Regions from separate parts of the Homo sapiens genome. Here region 2 is linked to region 1. A link is a contact called in ENCODE Hi-C or POLR2A ChIA-PET data. All regions are on one chromosome and are shown on one strand. The core of a region is the stretch at or near the end of the contact, and the rest is flanking DNA. Distances in the headings are between cores, read along the strand shown.

Region 1 (4,035 bases), core at 736-3,235:
GGTTCCTGGGCGTGGAACGCAATGGCCTCAGAAACTGTCCGTACTCTCCCACTCCGCCGGCACCAGCCAGCACCTCCCTCTCCCTTCCCCCTGGCAGAGCACGCAGGGTGCGTGCACCCCGGGCAGTCCCCAAAGCGCGCCTGCTGGAAAGGCGCCATCCATCATCCTCACCTCCCATTCCAGCGGATTCTCGCCTGAGCCCAGCCAGGGCCCGCCCCTCCGGCCAACCCCAAAGATGCTTGCGGTGTGTATGTGGAGGGGGGTACTTTCTGGGACCCACTTTCATAGCCCTCTCTACCCCCATTTCTCGCAGGGGTGTCGGGGGAAGAGAACCAGAAAGCCAAGACCACTGAACCCGGAGTACTTCCAAATCTGTTACGCTTCCAATCATCCTCATAGCATCACCTTAGTTTATGGGCATTTCTCCCTAGCAGGAGAGCTCTGCCAAAAGCCCGAGAGCGGCACCCCACAAAAACCCCGCGCCCCTGCTGCCTGCCCAACTCTCGCCCCACGGCGCAACCTCCCGGCCCGGCACCTTCCGTCCCGGGGTAAGACTCCTCGTTTTCCCGGAGCGGAACCCAGCCAGCCGGTTTCGGAAGTTTCCCACCTCCCCACTACAACTCCCTTCCGGGAGCCCCCACGCGGACCTCGCTTAAGGCGAGAAAGCCTAGAGGTCTCCCCTAAATCTGCACTCACACCGGGGCCGGCCCCCTCTTCCCTCCCCCTCCTTTCTCCTCCCTTCCAGCTCCAGTCCCCGCGCCTCCGGAGTCTCCAGCGCCAGAGGTTCTCTCGCCCAAGAGGAAACTTCTTTCTGGGCTAAATTCAGGTCCGAGCAGGAAAGGCTTTCCCTTCCCCGCAGGCATCAGAGGCGCGCTCACCCCCTATCCCCCAAAAGACCTAATTTCCCCCTCTCCCCACGATCACCCTCTCTGAGACTGCCTCAGATTACTAGTGCTACTCGACTTTTCAGGTCAAAAGGTCCAGCCGTCTCTGAAGCCACCACGGGGGCACTCTGGATTTTTCCCGAGACCCTACCAGTCCCGCGTGGCTTGGAAAAGACAAGTAAACAAAACACGGACCCGGCAACTCTGGGGTGTGTGTGTGTGTGTGTGTGTGTGTGTGTGTGCGTACGCGCGCGCGCGCAGGAGACAGAGCATCGCCCAAGAGTTAGGGCAACAGCTGCTAGAGCACATCTGGAAGAGGGGGAGGGGGTTCCACGCAGAGGGGACAAGAAGCCCCCAGTGGCTTCAGGGCCGAGGGCTGGGCTAGCCTGTAGTTCGTTACCTGTCCTATGTTGATGAATCCGTACTTGCTGGCGATACGGTTGGCCTCCGGGAAGCCCCCGGCGATTTTGACTGCCCAGTGGTTGGTGTAGACGCGCGTCCGACACACGGGGAGCAGGCAGCCCCCGAGCAGCGCCAGCACGCACAGCAGGTCCAAACGTCCCGGGCAGCAGCAGCGGCTCCCCCAGCCCATGGTCCCGGCGCCTCGCTGCTCCCTCGCTCGCTGGCTGGTTCCGCGCACTAAGGGCGCGCACAACTAACTTCTCCGGCCTGCGCCGCCCGGCGAGCAGCCCCGGGCCGCCGCAGCTCGCAGCCCCGGGCGATCGGCAGGAGGCGGCTAGCCCCGGCAGGGAGCAGAGCAGCGAGCCTTACGCCGGCTCCTAGACCATCCCTGGGGCTGCCGGGACCTGTGCTCCCAGCTCTCCGGCCCGTGGGGCGCTCGGCGATGCTCCCCGGCTCGGACGCAGGAGGAGGCTGAGTGGGGCGGGCGTCCTCCGCAGTTGGGTTTCGCCCGGCTTGGCTCCCGGACTCTCCGACTCGGTCTCGCTCCTCCCGGGGCCCCCGAGCGCGGCGGAGATGACCAGCGGGAGCGGTACAGGCAGCGACCGGGCGCCCCCTCTGCTGGCCCGGGCTCCAAACGCTCGCTTGCTCGCTCCCAGCGCTCCCTCCGGCTCCGAGCAGCGCGCGAGGATTCTGAGTGGCAATGGCAGCAGCTCCTGCTCTGCATAAATGACTTCCCCCGCCCCCCTTAACACCCCTCCTTTCCCACATCGCCCTCCTCCTCTCCCTCCTCCGCCCTCTTGAAAGCGGCCGCAGCCAGGCGCTGACGAGGTCCTAGCGCCTCCGGGTTCGCCCAGCTGTAACCTCCAGGGTTCCGGGCAGTAAAGGCAAGTCTTTCCAAAGGACTGAGAAGAGCGCTCCGAGATCGTGGTTTTACTCCCTTCTCTTCCCTCCCTGCTGGATTTGTATGAATTTACCGCCACTTCCCGAAAGACTAAAGAAATTTACACGCCGGTGCGAATTAACCGCCCTGAAGATTCATTCATCCTCGTTCTAAACGTCCTTAAATAACTAGGCATTTAAGGAGGTCACTTACGTGTCAATTGCCGAACAAATAACTCGAGATTTTCACTTCGTTAATTCTTCATGCTTTTCAGCAGCTGTTTATTTTACACTTTCTGCTCCCGGGAGAAGCTACCACACAGGACAGTAAGTCGCATCGACTCCTAGAATTGGCTCGAAAGCCAAGTCTGTTGCCTGCTCACTTTCGAAATCTGCGATACTAGGCAACGCCACGGGAGAGTACAATTCCGGCCTTGGAAGTGAGGAAAGATGTTTCTATGAATATTTGGTGTGCTAGTGGATGGACATGTTGGGCCAAGGAAATAACTCCATTCATTTGTTGGATTGCGTCTGACGAGGGCTTCTTTTTCTCCACCAAGGGAAAAGTTTCCCAACTTTTCCAAGCACAGTCCTGTAACAGTGAAAGACTTTAATATGAAAAAGACCACAGAGGAAGTTCAGATGAGATATGTGGCGGCGTCACCTTCATTACTCTATCATGCACTGTGACTGCAGCAGGCAGGAGGGAGCTCAAATTAACCCTCTTCTCGCTTCTCCTTTACAACCTCCCTGCCTTCCTGGAGCGGGGGTGGGGCACAGGGTGATTTACTGTGACAAGAAAAATTATCCCGTATGAAATAATTCAACTGACTTTAAAAGTATTCACTATATCCCTAACTGTCCTCCTTTCTCTCCTCCTACCATGCCCTATTTCTTTCTTCCTGTTAATTTAAATGTGTTTGAGATTAATTAACTCATCCCACCTATAGCTTTTGGTACTGATTTTTTAAAATCTGAAAGATACCTGCAGACTTAAAATTCCACTAGTACCTTTGAGCATAGCATTTGACATTTTACATATTGTATAAGGTATGCTATATTATTTAATCTTGAAAACAAACCCACAAAATAACATCATCCCCACATTATAGCTGAAGAAATAGAAGATCAGAAGAACTAAAACATGTGCAGAAGTGTATGTATTTTATTCGTTTATTTATTTGACTGATTCAACACATCTGTTTTGAGCACCTAGCATGTGCAATGAATTGTGCTGTACACTGGAGAAAGGGGAAGGGGGAGGCACAAAAAATTAGTGGAATTCAGAATCTCTGAATACTGTAGAGTAAATGTGGTTTATTATTGAAGGTATGTATGTATGTATGTATGTATGTATGTATGTATGTATGTATGTATGTATTTTTGAGACAGAGTCTCGCTCTGTCGCCCAGGCTGGAGTGCAGTGGTGTGATCTTGGCTCACTGCAGCCTTCGCCTCCCGGATTCAAGCGATTCTCCTGCCTCAGCCTCCCCGAGTAGCTGGGATTACAGGCTGGCTAATTTTTGTATTTTTAGTAGAGACAGGGTTGGCTGGTCTCGAACTCCTGATCTCAAATGCTCTGCCTGCCTTGGCCTCGCAAAGTGCTGGGATTACAGGCATGATCCACCATGCCCGTCCTATTATTATTATTATTATTATTATTATTTATTTATTTATTTTTTTGAGACGGAGTGTCGCTCTGTTGCCCAGGCTGGAGTGCAGTGGCGCGATCTCGGCTCACCGCAAGCTCCGCCTCCCGGGTTCACGCCATTCTCCTGCCTCAGCCTCCCGAGCAGCTGGGACTACAGGCGCCCGCCACCAGGCCTGGCTAATTTTTTTGTATTTTCAGTAGAGACGGGGTTTCACTGTG
Region 2 (4,035 bases), core at 889-3,388, 440 kb after region 1:
TAATCTGCTAAGTTTTTTGTTGTTGTTGTCACTTACAGGCATCCTAAGGGGTAGCTTCACTCCAAGAGCTACAACCGAGCAGTAGCACAATGAGACCACAGGTAACAGTAGTTTGACTGAAATGAGGAATCTACTTCTGTGTTTGTTGATTACATTTTATATTTCATGAATAGTTTCTCATCCAATTTAGGAAAGTCTTTCCAAAGCCTCTCAGGAATAACATTAATAAGATTATAGCTAATGGGAGGCTGCTTGGTGGATACAACACGTGCTACTCCAGTGATGGCCCCAGTGAAGCCCTGACTTCACCACAGTGCAATATATCAATGTAGCAAAATTGCATTGTACCCCAGGAATACATACACATTTTAAAAATTAGTAATAAATAAATAAATACAGGTTATAGTTGACCATTGGTCTTTGGAGACTTTCTGAAAACTGAATGTGGAACTGGCTCTCTGCTCCAATGTAGCAATGTAAAAACTCATCTATCCTGGGCTGGTGCCCAAATTGTTTGGTACCAAGTGACTCAGACAAAGTGAGCTGGTCCCTTCCTACTATCTCAGTTTTATTCTCTCTTTGAATCAAAGTATAATGAACCATTTTGCAAGTCAAAAGATAGATCAGGCTTTATTTTTTTAAAAAAGGAACTATGCTGCAATTTTATAGTTACAATAACTTTCTCAATATTTTCATTACTTGGACATAACAGAGAAAACAAAAAGGGCAAGTGGATTTTCAGGTCATTAAAGTCAGTCCCAGAGTCTATTGAATCCCCATGAGATGCACATAATTGCCTCTGGTAATATGCACATTGTCATGTTTTGTTGCCAAAACTATTAGTGACTCTTCCCATTTTGTAGCAGTCTCCTACTTGCTACAACACAACTGAGCTTGTTGCAGTCCTGACATTTGCAACAACATTATTAGGTGCTGAATACAAGACAAGCAACAGGGCCTCAAAAGAGTCAGAAAAGCTACATTTATAGGCCAAGTCAAAGAAAGGGGGAAATTCTTTTCCATGAGGCCTGATCTTTAGCTTCCCATCCTTATTACTGCAAAGCCCATGTTTGGTGAGTTGGCTTTACATTATAGCAGCCCCTTTTCACACATACTTACAGACTTACTCCCCTCCCATCACAAAGGGCTTACAAATGTCCAAAAAGGCTCTTCTTTCCAGCAGATGTACTATGAAAAGCCAACAGACATAAAGAACTTCAGGATCACACAGCACATGCATTCATCTCAGACAAGCTGTGGATCAGTGTATTTCATGTTATCAGTGAATCCCACAGGCACTGAACTGAGCAAGCTTCATACCCAGAACCAGGAGGAAAATCTGTCCCAGAAGGCTCTCTGAAGACATATGTTCTCGTCTCACTGGCCATGATTAAGTCACACATGCATGCCTTTCTGCAGGGACGCCTGGAAAAGCAGTGTTGGCCATTTCCAGCCTTTCTATTGGGAAATAAGTACTGGTGTCAAGGAAGGAATGTTGGGGTAGACAACAAATTACTCCTTCTTCATGTTTCTCATTCTCTTTCTCTAAAAAGCAAAAAAAAAAAAAAAAGTTACCTGCCAAAATAAAGCTAATACATTCCTTCCTGCACTGGCTCTGGTTTGCATATTCTCAGATAGTTTCACTTATTGTTCTCTTCTCTCTTCTTTTATGTATTTATTTCACTTCCTGGACACTCTTATCCTTTTCATTTGGGTGGGTGGATGTTATCTAAGATGCTTTGAGGATAACAGATAACAGAAATACCTCTAGACTTGGCAAATGAAGTTCTGGATTCAAGAATCTCTCCTGCACCTGCCCACTATTAGCCATGTGGTCACAGACAAGGCTCTTCTCTGAGCCCCATCTGTAAAGAGGAAGTGAAATTACTCTTCTACTGATTTCTGGAACTAATTGTGGAGGCCAAATGAAGAAAGACGTGTAAAACTCTTTTGTAAATTGTCAAGTGCTATGCATATTAAATGAGCTGCTGACATCCAAGGATCCTTGTTGCACCCAGAAACACCTACACTTCAATTGCCTTTTCTCATTCACTATACTGAGGTCATTTTGCAAAGTTCTTACTGTGAGTCAGAGATTTCTCCACATTGGCTGGAAAGAAGCCAATGCATTCACAAGTAAACAGCATTTGAGCAGCTGCACTTCAGAATCAGGAATGAGGGACATAATGGCCTGTCTCTCCCCTTGACTACATTGCCCTGGCCAGGTCACTAGAGTTAAGCAGTTGGATAGGACTGTCTACAATGGAGTATGCTACAGATTTGGAGAAAAGGCTACAGATGGTCAACTATTTGGACCTGGGCATCTTTTTTTCCAGAGGGTTTCTCCTTCACCCAACCCTTATCCATGGTTCAAGTAGTTCATTCAGGAAACTAAGTGCCCCTCCTAAAGTCCAGGTGCTCTCTATGGCCTCATAACAGGGCCTCCCATGGAACAGAGCTGATCCTAAGCAGAATCATAAATTATATTCAAAAACTTAGATGGTCCCTGTTCTGTGATCATGTGCCTACTATACTCTTGATGTAAGTATACATCTACATCGATATCTCTATATATCTACTATCTACTAAGATGACTAAGACATCGGTCTTGCCCTCTGCACTCAGTGGGAGGAATTAGCCAAGAACACAACTCAACTCTAGCTCAAGGTACAACACAGTAAGTGCCAAGAAACCTCAAAAGTGCTCAGACCTTTTGTATGAAACAAGAGAATGAATCCAGGCAGGAGCATCAAAACAAAAACTTGAAATGACCATAGGAAAATGGTATCATGTTTGCAAGCAAAAATGCTGAATGAAACAGCATGAGCCAAGCTTCAAAGTGGAGAAGCAGTGTCATGTCTGAGGAAAAGGGGTTTGATGTAGAATATATGTACATAGAACAGGGGGACTATGGGGAAGTTGGGGTCACAGGTGAGGGTGCTCGGTATTCGGTTCTTGTTTTCACACACCCACTTTGGCAGAAGAGGGCATTTTCCTCCCTCTCTCTCCTTCCATCCCTGAAGAATATTAATATCTCAGTATTCCCTCCCACAGCCCTTCCCACTCATCAAAAATTGCTATCAGGGATAGACCTAATATAGATGACTTATGATTTGGCAAGAATTGAAGGCAGACTAATACTTCATTTGAAACCATGGCTCAATTAGAGGGTAAAGGCATTGTTTCCTATCAAAAGAATTCTAGGAACCATGATGAAGAGACACCAAATTCCTCAGCAGACTGAGAGCCAGTGGGACTAAAAGTATATCTGAATTTCAGCCCCAGTTTTCTGATTTATTTGTCATGTAGGCAAGTTATCTAACCTCTCTGCACTTCAGTATCCTTGTCTCCACTAAGAAAATCCTATCTGTCATACCACTATCACAGAGCTGTTGTAATAAGGCTCATAAAACAACCCATACAGAGACAAAGCACCCTGGTGATAAGGACGTTCACCCCACCCTGGGGTCTGGCTGCTGGCAGGTGTCCCTGATGACAATCTCACCTAGAGGCTCTGATGGGAAAGTGCAGGGAGCTGGGTAACTGTTGGGACATTGCTCCTGCCTTAGCCCTTCTCCCCATCATGGGTTCCCAAATGCACAGGACTGTGGCCCGGGCTGGCCCAATCTAGGCAGCTGGCAAAATGCACTATTACCCAAAGCACTTCAGGAGGGGTTGCACAGCAATCAGAGCTGCTGATGCACATGGACCTTCTCCTCTCACAGGTGCTGAGTGTGAAAGCATGCTGACCAAGAAGCCATTAAGGAAACCCGAATTTGGATCCTGACCTATTTCCTTGTCCCGGCTTTATCCTTGCTTGCCAATGGTAACTTGGGTAAATGATTCTTGCTCTTCAGACATCGTTACTTCTGCTATACATTGGAGGAAATACCAACTGCCTTGTCTACTTCATAAACCTAAGATGCATTTTGCAAAAGTATGCTGTTATTACTGTTTGTGTTTCTATCTGACAGAAGAGCCTTTTGGTCACTTTTGGACACTCTTGGAGGCATGGGACATCCTTTGAGGCATATC

Evidence for each region. Hi-C counts contacts between places; a loop is a spot of excess contacts on that map. ChIA-PET counts read pairs that join two places held with the same protein, here RNA polymerase II (POLR2A). Pooled maps may share reads with other maps.
Region 2: a pooled map shows a loop between it and region 1 (3-fold over the local background). The contact joins the enhancer-like site here to the promoter of PCSK5 in region 1. A Hi-C loop is called at or near these places in 1 of 50 pooled maps. POLR2A ChIA-PET finds 5 or more read pairs at or near these places in 2 of 52 experiments (H1 and activated CD8-positive, alpha-beta memory T cell).

What each region holds. Positions count from the first base shown.
Region 1 is chr9:75,888,623-75,892,657 of GRCh38, reverse strand. It overlaps PCSK5 (proprotein convertase subtilisin/kexin type 5), which reads right to left and starts at 1,985. Exons shown (of 38, transcript NM_001372043.1): 1 at 1,285-1,985. The coding sequence starts at 1,476.
Region 2 is chr9:75,453,679-75,457,713 of GRCh38, reverse strand. No RefSeq gene overlaps it. Among named protein-coding and RNA genes, the nearest start is that of OSTF1, 370 kb to the right of the region's middle. Within about 2 kb of position 2,138, at least 2 of the 41 ENCODE cell types and tissues checked have a DNase peak (open chromatin) inside an H3K27ac peak, as active enhancers do.